Linked DNA regions of Homo sapiens: region 2 is linked to region 1. The links are chromatin loops, found by intact Hi-C in ENCODE. Cell type or tissue: endothelial cell of umbilical vein. All regions are shown on one strand.

Region 1 (8,000 bases):
TTTAGATAGGGCATCCATATCTTTTGCCCATTCTTATTTTTATTTATCTATTTACTTATTTTAATTTATTTATTATTTGAGATGGAGTTTCGCTCTGTCACCCAGGCTGGAGTGCAGTGGCACGATCTCAGCTCACTGCAGCCTCTGCCTCCCAGGTTCAAGTGATTCTCATGACTCAGCCTCCTGAGTAGCAGGGATTATAGGCACATGCCACCATGCCCAGCTAATTTTTGTATTTGTGGTAGAGATGGCGTTTCACCATGTTGGCTAGGCTAGTCTCGAACTCCGGACCTCGGGTGATCTGCCCACCTCTGCTTCCCAAAGTGCTGGAATTACAGGCATGAGCCACCACACCCGGCCTATTTATTTATTTTTTGAAATGGAGTCTTGCTGTGTCACCCAGGCTTGAATGCAGTGGAGCAATCTTGGCTCACTGCAGCCTCCACCTCCTGGATTCAAGCAATTCTCCTGCCTCAGCCTCCTGAGTAGCTAGGATTACAGGCATCCACCACTATGCCTGGCTAATTTTTGTATTTTTAGTAGGGAGGGGGTTTCACCATACTGGTGAGGTTGATGTCAAAGTCCTGACTTCAAGTGATCTGCCCACCTTGACCACCCAAAGTGCTGGGATTACAGGTGTAAGCCACTGGACTCTGCCCTGTTTTGCCCATTTTTTAACTGGATTGTTTCCTTATTGTTAAATTTTAACAGCTCTTTTTATATTTTGGATATAAGTCATTTATCAGATGTGTGCTTTGAAAATATTTTCTCCCAGGCTGTGGCTTGGTTTTTCATTTTCTTAACAGTGCTTTTCATAGAGCAGAAGTTTTTAGTTTTAATGAAGTCATTTGTCAAGGATCAGTTTATCATATTTATGTAGGTCTACACATAATTCTAGGCTCTCCATTCTATTCTATTGATCTGCTTTTCCATTCTTTTGCCAGTACTAATGGTCCAGGTCAGATGCGGTGGCTCATGCCTGTAATCCCAGCACTGTGGGAGGCCAAGATAGGCGGATACCTTAAGCCCAGAAGTTTGAGATCTGCCTAGGCAACATAGCGAAACCTTGTCTCTACTAAAAATACAAAAAAATTAGCCAGGCATGGTCATGCCCACTTGTCGTTCCAGCTACTTGGGTGGCTGAGGTGGGATGACTGCTTCAGCCCAGGAGGCGGAGGTTGCAGTGAGCTGAAGTCGCACCACTGCACTCCAGCCTCGGTGACAGAGTGAGACCCTGTCTCAAAAAAAAAAAAAAAAAAAAAATCTCTGGTGTTTTTCATGGTCATAGCGGCATTATAGGTTTTTTCTGGAGTAAGACCACAGAGGTAAAGTGCCTTTTCATTATGTATCAAGGGTACATATTGTCAACATGATTTATCACCTTGATCACCTGGCTGAAATAATGTTTGCCAGGTTTCTGCACTGTAAAGTTATTATTTTTCTCTTCTTTCTATACTATAATTTTCAGAAGATAGTCACTATGAGCAGCCCACACTCAAGGAGTGGAGAGGTATTCTCTTCCTCTTTGAGGGCAGAGTATAGGCATAAATCATTTGGATTTCCTCCGTTGGATATACTTGCCTCTTTATCTTCATTCATTTATGTATTCAGTCATTTATTTATATCTGTGTAGGCTTGTGGATATTTATTTTACACTTTTTGTTATAATCCGATATGTTTTTAAAATTTTGGTCATTAAATTATTTCAGCTTTGGCCATTGGGAGCTGTTTTAGTTGGCTTTGGTGTCCCTTTGACATATCCACATCAATATAGGATTTCTCTTTCTCTCACACACACACACACACACACACACACCCCTACACCCCTTATTTTCTAGCACTACAAAATGTTCCAGGCTCACTTTTTATATTTCCTGTTCTTGTCCTAGAAGCATCCCTTTTCTCAAGGAGCATGGATGCCTTTTATTGGGGAGTGATGTTAGAAACCAAGGTCTGGGCACTAGGTATGCTCATTGCTACTGATATGTGATTGCTTCTAGGCCCTCTCAGCTGACAGAACGAAGAAATACAAGCATAGATTACTAACCTGTGTGTATACATATAACTATAAACATTACTATATGTAATTATCTGTATCTATATTAAGCTAAACATGTGTTCATACTGTGTCTCCTACCATAATTCATCACCATATGGATGATTCTAATCACTCTCCCTTGCTTACCTCTAACCTCTCACTCTAACAGTGAGAAATCTGGTTCCCATCCTATGGCATCCATTTACTTGTCTAATTCTCGTGTATATATATTTTATATATATATATATATATATATATATATATATATATATATACACACACACACACACATACACACACATATGTATATACACACATACATATATACACAGACACATATACACACATATGTATGTACACACATACACATATATATACTTTTGCTTTTATTTATTGTTCCTACTGTATGCATTTTTGCTCTAAAGTATAGTAAATACAGTGGGTAACTATGTAGTTAATCCTGTTTTACTAATATAAATAAAGTGAATACATTTGTATTAACCTTTCATAGTTGAGAACTTCATAGCTCACCTCTACTACAAAGGAACCTCTGGAGTCTTGGGGATAGCAACTCAGTGCAATTTCTTTAGGGACTACATAGCTAAATCTTTAATCACAGTCAAATTGGCATCTTCTCTGACTTCCTCATGTTTGTTGTGTAGATATTTTAACTGTACAGATCCCATGTGAAGGAAGAGAAAGGAATAAAAAATACTTCATAATAATAAAACTAAGTATATCATCTGTTGGCATTCATTATGAGATCATATGTTTTCACATTAAATGGGGAAATAAGGAAAGAAGAGTTTGTTCAATGAAAGGAAAACAGTTTTTTTTTAAGTAGCATCAGTTTTTAGCACATATTATAGGCTTTTTTTTCACATTTTAAAAAAATTTTAGATGATGGAGGAAGTGTAGGAAGTGACTAATATTTAAAACAATTGCCTCAGTGGTCTGATTTTCTGCTAGTGATTAGATGCAATAGGTTCAATCCTGAACTCTGCACATCTTTGTCATTGTGATTTGGCTCTTGAGATTGAGTCTCTCCTGGGGCAGAATCCAATATTCCTTTTGTGGTAATGAGCTGGAATGAGCTACAGTCTGGCTTTCTGGAAAGAATCAGGAACTTGGGAGAAGGAACAGTTGTGACCACTGGGTTTTGGGATTCTATGATTTGTGATTCTCTCACTGTCTCATTTAAGTGACTGCCTTTTTGTTCCCTTTTCACATTGCCCAAGAAGCATGATCTGGAATCCTGCCAGAAGCCACTTATGCTGTCAGTGTTTTTAAAGCTGTTCTTCCGTTTGACTAGCAATAATTTTCTTAAAAATCAGTAAGATGAGGTTGACTCCTTCAGTAGTTTCAGAAATGTGTTGCTGGATTGAAGTGGCTGAAATTATAGCTGGTATGGAAAATGATGAGCAATACATTGAAATACCCAAATACCTTGTTTTCTAACTATAACAGTCATTTCATTTTCTTCTAACTTGGTAGGCTTACTATTTTTAGATTCATGACAAAAAAGCCAGAAGACATTTGACCATCACTAATGGACTGTAGACATTGATAGGGTAATTTAGGTAGTCTGGATGACTTCAGTGAAAACCTTTGGATCTTAGGTTAAAACAAATCTTTGAAAGTTGATTCCTCTCTGGTCAGAGCCACCTGATGCAAAGAAATAGCTACCTGTATCTCTTCAGTGGCTTACTAATAGTTTGATCTAAATATGTCACTTGACCTTTTTATGTTTCCATTTTTTCACCTCCAATATGGAGAGAGTACTTCCCTAGAGGGCCCAACCACCCACAAGAGCACTTTGAAAAGTGTGAAGATATTGCCGGCTCTCATCTCTGTTGCTCCCAGTGAGCTGAAACCAGATCCTTCCCTGATGTAATTCTCTGTTTGACCATCCTTGAACTATGTCCCATGAAAGCTGTTAAACTCTGTGTTGTACCTAGGTTATGCAGTGGTTTATGGAAATTGGATCAATGTCCATGACTTTTAAATCTATTGAGAACTCAAGCAATAAGTGACTATTTTATCATGACAGCTGATTTATAACTACTTAGAAGAATCATATTTGTTCCCATTAGTCATGTCTGGATAGTTTCTGCAATATTTTTAAAGCAGTATTCTTTTAGAAGGCTAATAGATATTTTATGTAAGTATAATTTTAATTGATGCACTATATATTCTAATCCATTAGATGTATTTCTGATTTTCTTAAAAGGGAGGTTCAGAGTCCAGTGACATTTGAAGAAAATCTTATTTTGCAGCTTAGTTTTCACAGTCTTGCTCATAAGATTTCTTCCTTATGTCAAATCCAATCATTTTATATGCAGATGTATGTCATTTATTCTTTTAAAATACATAACCTTTTCTTTAGCAACATAGTGTGATATTAAGAGAAAAGAAAGAATGCAAGGAAAACCATGGAATACTAACTAAAAGTTTGGTATGTTAGCATCATCTAGAAACTGTTAGGGAAATGACTTCTTAAATAATGAGGCCCATCTTGAAATTCAACATAGTTTATTTTTTTAGAGAATCTCCTTTTGATGGTGTATTTAATAACCTGTTATGCAGACAGTCATACCATCTTCATTAGAAATAAACTACATAGCTTTTTCTTTGCATAAACATTTCCTCAGAGCTGTTTGCTGTTATCTTTGTTTAGAAAGAAGATGATTATTAAGTATATTCAGCAGTAATGAGATTTCCCTATGCTGATTGCAAGATCTAATTTGTATAATATGTAGACTGAAGAGTGGAAGAGAGAGAATGTGGGAGAGTCCAAGGGAAAAGTTTCATGCCAAACAATATACAGTATTTGCTGTTTATCACTGACCCTGTGCTCAGTATGAGTGTGCTTAATCTCATAAAATATGACAGACTTACCAAGTTAATGGTTATTAGACTTGTCAATGTAAGTCTACTTTACCAAGCTTTGGCTAACGTTGAAAAAATCTCATTTAAATTGTTTAATTTGTGTAGGAAGGTTGATTAACAATTGTTATACTATTATTCTTTCGTTTAAATTTATTTCTTCCATTTGTTTTTGAACTTCTTAAACTTTTAACCATATGAACCTTGAAACTATACACTTCAAGAAAATTTATCTTAAAATGAGTTTTAAGGTAAAATATATGACTTATTTTTAACCCATGAATTTAAATTTCCTTATTAAATGTTTCATTTGCTTTTGCCTTTCATTTTTCAGGAATCATTTCTCCTAGTCTGTCTTTCTAAGTTGTCAAGCTTTTGTGATTATAAACAATAATACCGCTTTAGTCTGTGAATTTAGATTTCGTCCTATTCTGAGTCTTCTGCCCCATGAAATGTAAAGTTGAGATTTCTTTGTTCTTCATTTAGATATATCAAGATATGTGCCTGAATATTGTGTAACACATAGAGAAACAGTATTAGACTTCCCTGTACATAGTAGATACTCAATAATCTCTACCATTTATCAGTCGAAAATGAAACTTGCATAGTAGTCATTTTTGCAAGCTCTTCACTGTGTCTGTAGACCAAGAGCATTTCTACCCTGTGTACCTCCAGAATCCCCTCCGAGAAGAAACCAGGAAGTTCCCACTAAATGACTTTAGCCGTCCCAGTGACAGAAAATGGTCTGCAGTTTCATTCACATAAAATTAGTGTTTCTTTTTCTCTCTGCCTCCTTCCCGCAACCACATCATTATTGAGTCATTCTAGTCATTTTAGATTGTGCTATTTTATCTGTGAAATTCAGTGAACTAAATATTTTTAGATATTCAAAGAACAAATAATTGTGATGTATTTTGTAAAATATATAACATCACTAATATTATTACAATACATAAGCAACACAACATCAGCCTTCGTTTCTCTTGTATCTGTCTAGACCCTCAAGAGAATTCAGCAAATGAGAACTCAGCCCTTACCAGTGATATACAATATTGTTTGTTCTCTACCATACTGAGTTGTTTGTTTATACCATGTATCAAATCCATTTGAGAAACTGCAGTGGGCGTTGAAGTGGCTCTTTATAAGCAATAGATCAATAAACAGAGTGGTTAATCTGTGGTGAGTTAGCAGTTAGAGACTGCTAATGAAGTTACACTCATTCTAAGATGTCTTTCAGTGGGAGAGAATGTGACAAGGACAGAAAACTTAAACTGGATTATCCAGAGAGATAAAAGCAAGTTATGTTGAAAAAGTGTATCTGGTTTTATTTACGTCTTTTGTAAGGCCCCAGGTAGCTCAAGAGGCATCTCTGACTTACACAGAAAAAAAGAGGAAATAAAAAACCAGCATTATCTACCCCCACATTACACTACAACTGTATACAACTACTTAATCCTTTCTTCCCCTGCAAAAGAAACTAACAGCATGCCAAAAGAAATCTTGACGGGTTTAAGAGCAGTGTGGGGATAATTTCAATAATTTAAAAAGATGTTGCTTTCTGTAATAAAAATTGATTCCATTTCTTTTATTTACTTGAATGAGTGCTTGTTGTAAACACCTTAAATTGAAATGCATCTAATTTATGTTTTTCTGAACTACTTGATTCAGTGTTTTCAAGTACATTGGTGTTGGAATTTCCGAGCTATTTATATGTAAATGGAAAGTCGCCCATAATTGGCACAGGGAGAGGCTGCTAGAAGCCCAATAATCTAATCTAAATTGCACATTTTCCCCTCTCTGTTATACACTCATAATGGCATTTGAGGGCAAATAGTTTGATCTTTATGTCAACATCACTCTCCTCTACAATAAGGGGAAGCAAAGGGATACTTTGTTTTAAGGATTAAATGGCGAAATTTTTCTGTGACACGCCATCTTAGATAGAGCTGCCAGGTTTTATAGGGAGCAAAAAGATATCATTAACTTCTAACTACTTGGATTAGGAATTGAAATTATTTGCTTCAGGTAGTAGAATGAAAGTAAAATTACACAATGTAGTAGAATGAAGGTAAAATTATACAATGTAGTAGAATGAAGGTAAAATTACACAATGGTTGTGACTGTTATAGACTTAGTTTTACCAAATTCTATTTTATTTTTAAAAATGTGTCCTACTTGAGAGTTTGATAACAATGACACTAAAACAATTCTTCTGTTTTCACATTTTTCCTAATTTGTGTGTGTGTGTGTGTGTGTGTGTTTAATATTAGCAAAAGGATCTATCAGATAGAGAAGAACATTTAATGATGTTAAACACCCGGGGAACTTGTTATATGCCTATTATAAATCATGGACTGCTCAAACTTCAAGTAATCTGAGAAAAAGCCACCTGAATTCCAAACTCCATTCCTGAGGAAACAATGTTAAAACAGATTTAAAACAATGTTAAAACAGAATTAGTTAAAATGAGATTCGTTATTCATACCATTCATTCCATGTATCTAGCCATCTATCCATTCATATATTTCTTCAATAAATATCATGCCCAACTAGGCTTAAGCACTGGGCTGGATGCAGGGAGTACAGTAATAAGCAGGAAACTCATATCACCCTCCCAGAGAGGACTGTCTTGTAATTAGAGGTGTAAGCCAGGTTACATGGTGGAATGAAAACTACATTAAAATTTTACCTATTTTTTATTTTCAGGGGCTTCATTGCTCTGCCTTTTCTAGATGTTTAAGAATTAACCATTTAGGCGCAACCTGTTTTATTTAGATGGAAATATTTCTAATATATGACCTCTAAACAGAAATATTGGATGTAATCTTTATGCTTTCAGGATCATAGTTTTGGATATTACAATAGCTTGTTTAATTCTGATAATTCTTATTGGTAAAAATGACTTTTATTGGTGTAAAACTCTAGGATTTACCAAGATTAAACTTTTTCTCATTTAATCTTCACAACAACTCTAGGAAGTAGATGACATGGCTAACCACATCTTATGGATAATGAAACTGAATCTCAGAGAGATTAAGTGGTGAGCCACTTTACTTGTTTACATCACCTGCCTGGT
Region 2 (8,000 bases), 110 kb after region 1:
AATTGATGTTCCATGAATATTGTATATTGTAATAAAAAATTTAAAAAGACTTAGGCATGAAAGAGATGAGGATTATATTTCTTGACAAGAATAATGAATAAAAGTAAATTGCATGGCCATATAAGGGCAGATCTGTAGGCTTTTAAACCTAGTTTGGTATTTACTTCTTAGATGAAAACACTTCAGACATAAATATATAGAAACCATTTCTCTTGGTTAAATAGAAGATGAAAAGTATCAGCTTCAAAATGGTTGTTTTACAACTTGTTATATGGTCACTTCAACAGATGCAGAAGGAACATCTGATAAAATTAAATGTGAATCCTTCCTATTTAAAAAGAACACCTTTATAAATAGGGATAAAGGAATTTTCTCACCTGAATAGAGGTAATATATCAGTACAATTATATACTTAAACAATTTAAATCTTTTTACTGTAGAATATGAATACTGAAAATCACCAAAAAAATTGTTGTTTTAATGTTTTAGTATCATAGCCTCTTAGAAAATATACAGAGGCTACTCTAGGGCTCCCATCCTTGCATTAATTGACTTTTCATCATTAGTATATTTTTTGCAGATGTTTAAATCTGATGTAATATATTTTTAAAAAACTTGGAGTATGAATATAGTGAGTAAGATCAAGTATGGGAGTTATCTAAATTAGGTCTTATACTATGTGTTCATAACCATGTTTTACTAAGAGGGTAGTAAATAATTTTGTTGATTATATCCTCCTATTTTTGCCTTCTTTGTATTCTCTTCATTAATATTTTCTTTTCTCGTGGATTGAGAACAGGATCATTCATTCGTTTGCTTACACATTTAGCAGTTAGTGTACACATGAGCAGTCTACTCTTTTCTTTGTAATTAAGCAATATAGGACACAGACTGTGAAATGAATGAATAAAAGATAATTACATGGACTACTTAATAGCCAAATTCACCAACTTTTTAATGTTCTTTCATTTAAGTATCTATACTTGATTATTGATGTGTTTTTTCCTACCTAATGAAGCAGGAGATTATAAAGAAATTCTGAATGCCTGTCAAGTAGTCTCGTATCTTTTCATCTCAGACAGAATGTCAGTAGATCTACATGCAAATTGAATGCAGCATTGATCTAAAAAGTATAATTAAAAAAAATTTATTTTTAAGTTATAAAAACAAGTGTGTGTCCTGGTACAGCTATGAGAGTATCCGGGGGATAGGTTCTTTGAAGTGTTTGTTTTCATTTTTAAAGATGCCTCCTCCGACATGCTTTATGCCTAGAAGGACTTTGATGTCTGTTTGTAAGGCCATACTCGTGAAGTTAGAGTTAACTTTTTAAGACCACATATCCAAATATATGTTCAACTGTTTATTTTCTGTTCACTCAACAGTATATCCGTATAGAAATATAAAAGCTATATCCATATTTCTATATCCATATAGAAAAATAAAAGCTAATCTTCCTTGGTCTCTCTGTTTTAGCGCTAATATCTTTGCTATAATCTTTTCCCCCACACATCTTATGCCACGATTCCATTTTTCACCCCAGCAATACAAGTTTCAAAAGAACATCTTTCTTCATCATACTCCTTTTTATTCCCTTATCATGCATAACTATGAATGGTTAGATGTAGTTGAAAGTTTTTAATAGCTCCTTTTGTTATCTTTCTCTTAACAGAAAATAACCTTTTTTGAATATACCATTTTCTTGAAATATAAGGCTCTAAGGCAGTGTAGTGGCAGAGGCATGAACCAGAACATTTTTTCAAATTGTTTAATCAGCTGTGTATACCAATTCTACTTTGGAGCAATAACTAGAACACGTAGATGGGATAAAAGGTGGGAAATGCTGTTCCTGTACCTTCCAAAGCACTGAAAGAAGAAATGAGGCCATTTAAATTGTTGAGTCTCAGCACTGGTGTTTAAGTATTAAAAAGAAGCTATTTGAAGAAAAAAATTAGACATCCAATTATCTACTTATTTTTTCTCTAACTTGAGAATCCTGTTTCCTAGTGAGGACGTTATTATCTGCCCTTTATTTACATTATTAGAATATCTAATATTAAAACCGGCCTGCCCAGTTCCCCATAGTGAGAGAAACGTAGGATAAACCTGGTACCTGCAGCAAGAGGACCTTGTGACTGGCCAGAAGGATGGGGCCCCTTTAATGAGTCTGGTATGTCATTGCAGGACTCCGTTGGCAAAGGTAGCGCTGAAATGGAACCTCCAGAGGACTTCTTAGAAGAGAAACAAAAATAAATCCCGATCCCTATCCACACCCTTTTATCTGCCTGCAGAACTACAAACGTTTTCACCAGAAGCCTCTTCTCAATTTTGCTGTAATAAAGGAAATTAAAGACACACTGGGGAGAAACAGTGCTGTCTATGTTCTTATAGGCCCAAACCTGGCTTCATGCTGATAAAGGTTGCCTGTTCAAATGAATCAGTGCTCTATGTGAAATCACAAAGTGAGGAAAAGAGCATTTTAGGTAGAAGTCAGACTTTTCAATAATCATGGGAATCATTCCTTTGTCATACATTAGACTCAGGTAAACTTGAGACTGAGCTACAAGGTGAGCTGAATGCTGCCTTAAGGGCCAAGGAAGGAGGAAGGCTTTTTATTCCCCTGTGCATCAGTGGGGGGCTATTCCTGGGCTTCTCTTGTCAATCACTAGCAATCAGGCTATAATGTGAGATAACCTGTAGGGCATTGGGATATAACTTTCAAAAAGGTAAGTTCTGAGAAATCAGTTTTAGTCTACCTTGAAGGAATGCCTAAACAAAGAATAATGTCATATTTATAGGAGTGATACTCTAATTTAAAAGTGAGATCTTTTGAGTCATAATTTAGATCAAATTATAAGTGTGTTGGCAATTTATTTTAATTAAGTAATAATGAGCTGTGACCAAAATATTTGTGTATAAAGTATATTTGATAGATTTTATTTTATGAAAAAGTAATGCTTAAATATAAAAGGCTTAGTGAATTCTTTTGAAATATTCTACTAATAAAAGGTTAGAACCTCCCTTAAAAGTAAAATGTGTGTAGACATATAATAAAGCCTCCTTTCAGGGAGAATCCAATATATTTAAGAGTTCACCTTTTATGCTTCTATGAGTTCACTCTCTATTTTTCTTTTAAGACTTTCTGTTTGTTTGTTTTTGATGCTATTAATGACACCAAATGCATATATACATTGTCTTTATATAGAAGATTGGTTTGCTGGGTAAGTGTCCCTATCAAATGCTTTATTTTAATTTATTCTCAAAACAATGCTTTTTACCGGAGTTTCTCTTTTTCCTGTGTTTATGGTCAAGCCATAGAAGTTCCCTTGATAGTATAAGAGTTACTTTTCTTAAGAAGGACATTAATAATAATAGTTGTATTCATTGTTTCTTCATCACTGAAAGCTGATTCATGAATGGCAAATGACTCACTGTTTACATGTTCTTTTTCTGTTTTGTAGTCAAAGGACTAAAATTTGAAACTTGTAGTTACTGGTATGTCAGGACAGTATGTGTTTGCTTATGCCTGGGGCCTAGCCATAGGCACGATCACCACAGCAACTGCCATAGGCTTGTTTCTTTACAGGTAGAAATTCGTAATGGTGAAATAAAAGGCTTTGAAACAACCAATCTAATTGTTGACTGTGCCATGCAGCGGGGCAAATCAGAAAATCAATCAGAGTCCACCACTTCCCAGGTTTTATCTTGTTACACATCAAATGAAGGTCTTGACAATCAATCTGATGAGAAAAACATTACATCCAGACTTTAGCGAGAAACAGTTTGCTCATGATATACATTTGAAGCAACATCAGCCTCATATTCTTACAATCGGTGGCTGCAGAATTTTTCATGATTCTAAGTTCAGCTTCATGTGTATAAAAGAGGACAGTGATATTGGATCAGAATCTTTCTAATCTCTGTGGTTCCTTGAGCCTAACCCAACCAGTAGATTAAGTGAAGAGAAGAAAAACAATATTTTAAGGCTTTAAGCATTTATCATGGAGTTTGAGTCACTTAATTTTTAAAATCCGTTCATGAGGAAATGATTATGTCAAGTGGATTTAGATAGTTCCAAACAAAAACCCTGCTAAAATACTATATCAAAGTATATCAAGAATAGATGGGGAGTTTTGTATTTTACATGTATGTTTCAATTAGGTTTATTGAGATATAACTAATGATTTTGTCATTTATTATCTATCAGGATCCTTTGGACAGAACATAATAGACAATTGACAAACATCTTAGTATTTTTATATGCAAGGATTTGTGGAAGACATAAAGAAGTAGAATTGCACTTAAGCCTGATGTATGCATAATTCTTTACAGTTTACAAACATTGCCATATACATTTTCTCCAGACCACTAGTCTTTCCAGTGACCTCTTAAATAGGTAACAGCTATTTCTACAGTTCTTTAAATGCTTCTATTTTCAAAGCAAAGTGGAATTTTTGTTTTTGTAGCATCTTGGCACTCTGTCATATGAGAGTTGTGAAACACACTAGCTGAAGCTTATTCTTAATGGAAGGAAATACTGTGGCTGTTAATGTTTTTTTCTAGCTAATGAACCAAATCTATAATAAGCATACAAGTTCCAGCAGTGGTGCAAGCTCTTTGCAGTACACTGACATTAGACATGCCACTGCAAGAAAAGATAATTTCTGACTAATGCCAAGGACTCTGGAGAATTATTAAAATGCAGTGCTCTGAAAAGTTATCTTGGAGTAGTCTACTGTTAACTTCTAGGAGAGATAAAGTGTCCTCCTTGTGCCAGAGCAATTTATATTTCCAGTTTTCATATATATGTCAAAATAATGTTCTTTGTGGTATGCCATGGGTAGTTAAGCACATTTGTTATTCCAAGATCCAAGCTTTCACATTACTGAATAGATGAAAACATAATGTGATCCCAGCCAATGCTTCCAGTCTGAATAGGAGAACAGAAGAAACAAGCAGGGGAGTGTTATCTCAGGCATTTCTCTCCTTGGCCTGGTTTACTAGAATTCTTATGTGCACTTTACAGTGATATCCCTCAAAGGGAGGGTAATTTGAATAAAGCATCTTGTCTCTATTGGCTAATTAGATAAGAAATAATGCAGAGGAATAATGAGGTATGTCCAATGATCCCTATGACAAATCACCTCTTGCTTTGATGTTAGATGGTGGAAGAGCTTTTGTTTCTAGCAGATGAACATCTCCATATAAGTGCCTGCAGCTACCACTCTCCCACTAGAGAAGGGAATTTATAGATGCCACTGTCTTGAGAAACCTCCTCAGATGGAACTGACCCTTCCATCCCCAAGGTAAGGAACCACCTTCAGTTTTAAAACAGTGAAGTGTGGAGAATTGAATCGTGAAAAAATGTATTTTTGTGTAGCTACTATTTGTCAGAGTTCAGCCAATGTTATACAATGAGTAGCATATAAAACAACATTGAACAAAGCTTATCTCACTTAAATGCTTCAAAACATAAACAAAAATAAATATTATTCAACATGAATCTCTCATTTAAGAAGCTGGCAGTTCTAATTCTTATTCTTTTTTCTCTCTTAAATAACTAGTCATTCAGTAAATTATTTTTTTAAAAAGGTCATGATCTCAGAAAAGAAAAAGGACTTCACAGGAAAAACTGATGAAATCTAAATAAAGTCTGTAGTGTTAAGCCAATGTTAATTTCTTAGTTTTGACAATTGTGCTATGGTTATATAAGATGTTAACATTAGGGAAAGCTGGGTGAAAGGTGTATGCGAACTCAACTATTTTTGTAACTCCTCTGTAAATCTAAAATTATCTCAAAATGTTTTAAAAAATTCCTGCCAGTTACTGGGGCAAAGAAGTAGTATGAATAAAACCATAATTATTATTGGGACATACCCCATAGTGATCATTGCTTTCTTAAAATGTACAAAGATAATGATACATAGAAGCTTGGTAAAGCACATAAATATAAAATACTATTTCAAAAATGTAGAAACACATAAGATCAATTCTCAGCATTAGGACTTTCAAATTAACAGAAGCCTCACAATAATGTCAAAAATATAGAGCATACTAAGGGAAGCTCCTTCTGAAAAAAGCAAAAAGCCAAATCACTTTCAAAAACTTTAAAGCATTAGCTCTTCAGTGGCCTTCTATCTCAAAGACATCTGTGAAATGTTCCCTAATTCCCCAGAATAAATCAGTAACCCTGTTCTCCATAGGCACCTGGTACATCACATTTCACTGTCACTTACCACATCTTTCTGTGTCCCTACCTAGGGTGCATACCTCTGGAAAGGAGAAACCTACTGTATTAGGGTTCCCTAGAGGGACAGAACTAATAGGATACATGTATATATAAATGGGGAGTTTATTAAGGAGTATTGACTCACGTGATCACAAGGTGTGATGGACACAACAGGCCACGATAGGCTGTCTGCAAGCTGAGGAGCAAGGAAGCCAGTCTGAGTCCGAAAACCTCAAAAGTAGGGAAGCCAACAGTGCAGCCTTCAGTCTATAGCCAAAGGCCCAAGAGCCCCTGGCAAATCACTGATGTAAGTCCAAGAGTCCAAGAGCTGAAGAACTTGGAGTCTGATGTTTGAAGGCAGGAAGCATCCAGCACAGAAGATGAAGGCCAGAAGACTCAGCAAGCCAAGTCTTCACAACTTCTGCTTGCTTTATTCTAGCCAAGCTGGCAGCAATTTACGTAGTACCCAGCCAGTTTGAGGATGGGTCTGCCTCTCCCAGTCCACCGACTCAATTGTTAATCTCCTTCGGCAACACCCTCACAGACACACCCAGGAACACTATTTTGCATCCTTCAATCCAATCAAGTTGACACTTGGTTAATGCAATCATCACAGTTTATGTTTATCTTCCCTAATGCCTTAGCTCACAATGGTACTCTTAGAATATTTTTTTTTCAAGAAATAAGTGAATTTGATTGAAGAAAATGCGCACATTTCAAAACCCTTTTTAAAAGAGAATTTCTGGTTCAATCTCCTCTCCGGTATGCAAACAAGGAACAAACAAGGAAGAAAATATTTTGCAGAAGCACTTGTCAACTTTAGGGTGCTTGAAAGCATACCCGCATTGCTCCATAGAATTAAATGTAAATGATCCTGAAAACAAGTAGAGTCTCTATGAGAAAGGTCTTGGTTGGCATAGACTCAGTATAATTTGCTGATTCTGCTCTTTCTAAGTTTCATTTGTGATTTCTAATATTGAAATCCTGGTTATTTGCAGGTTTCAGTTAGTTTGTTATACCTTAACCACAAGTTTCTACCTCTGCCAGTTTCTGTCTCTTATGGCTTAATTTGGTGAGTCATATTAGGAAAAGTCAATCAGAAATTAATTACCAGGATTCAGCTTGTCATTTTGAACACTTAAAGTAGTGAAATAAAAGTTACATTTGAAAGTAAATATACTGAAAAGGGAAAGTCATGCAAAAGTCAGTATATGGAAATGGATCATCCTCAGGCGGCCCTGAATTGGTTTTGACTTCATCAAAATGTCTAGTTCATGGTTGGTACATTTAGTATGCACTGTGGCTGCTGCTGTTTGAAGGTTATTAAGTTTGACCTAGATTTTATTGGTGTTCACTCTAATCTACTCAATTATCTTTTGGGGTTTGTGTATGTCTCTGGCAAAGATGAACCATCAATTTCTATTGGCATGTAGAGTAGTTGTGAAGATTTGATAAAATGCTAATTGATAAAAATGAAAAACTGAGTCACTATTTTGATAAAGACTTATTTTCTTAATCTTTTTAAAATTATTAGAGAAATTATTTTTAATGACAAGAAGAGCGATGTAAGGAAGAGTAATATAACAATGAAATCCTATTTCTGGGGCCAGGTGCAGTGGCTCACGCCTTTAATCTCAGCACTTTGAGAGGGCGAGGTGGGCAGATCATGAGGTCAGGAGTTCAAGACCAGCCTGGCCAACATGGTGAAACCCTGTCTCTACTAAAAATACAAAAATTAGCCAACTGTGGTGGTACACGCCTGTAATCCCAGCTT

Evidence for each region. Peaks named below come from ENCODE experiments on the same cell type or tissue, not always from the same donor. Only the 100,000 strongest peaks of a DNase experiment are listed, where the experiment ranks them.
Region 2: a loop joins it to region 1, with 6 times the contacts of the local background. A loop is called at or near these places in 2 of 110 quality-filtered maps.

Annotation. Positions count from the first base shown.
Region 1 is chr7:111,025,198-111,033,197 of GRCh38, reverse strand. The region is part of intron 3 of IMMP2L (inner mitochondrial membrane peptidase subunit 2); the gene reads left to right. Among named protein-coding and RNA genes, the nearest start is that of LRRN3, 62 kb to the left of the region's middle. In endothelial cell of umbilical vein, no CTCF peak of the experiment used is centred here; DNase peaks (open chromatin) are centred at 2,787, 2,907 and 3,007; H3K27ac peaks cover 1,572 bases.
Region 2 is chr7:110,918,584-110,926,583 of GRCh38, reverse strand. The region is part of intron 4 of IMMP2L (inner mitochondrial membrane peptidase subunit 2); the gene reads left to right. Among named protein-coding and RNA genes, the nearest start is that of LRRN3, 170 kb to the left of the region's middle. In endothelial cell of umbilical vein, no CTCF peak of the experiment used is centred here; a DNase peak (open chromatin) is centred at 3,403; H3K27ac peaks cover 1,103 bases.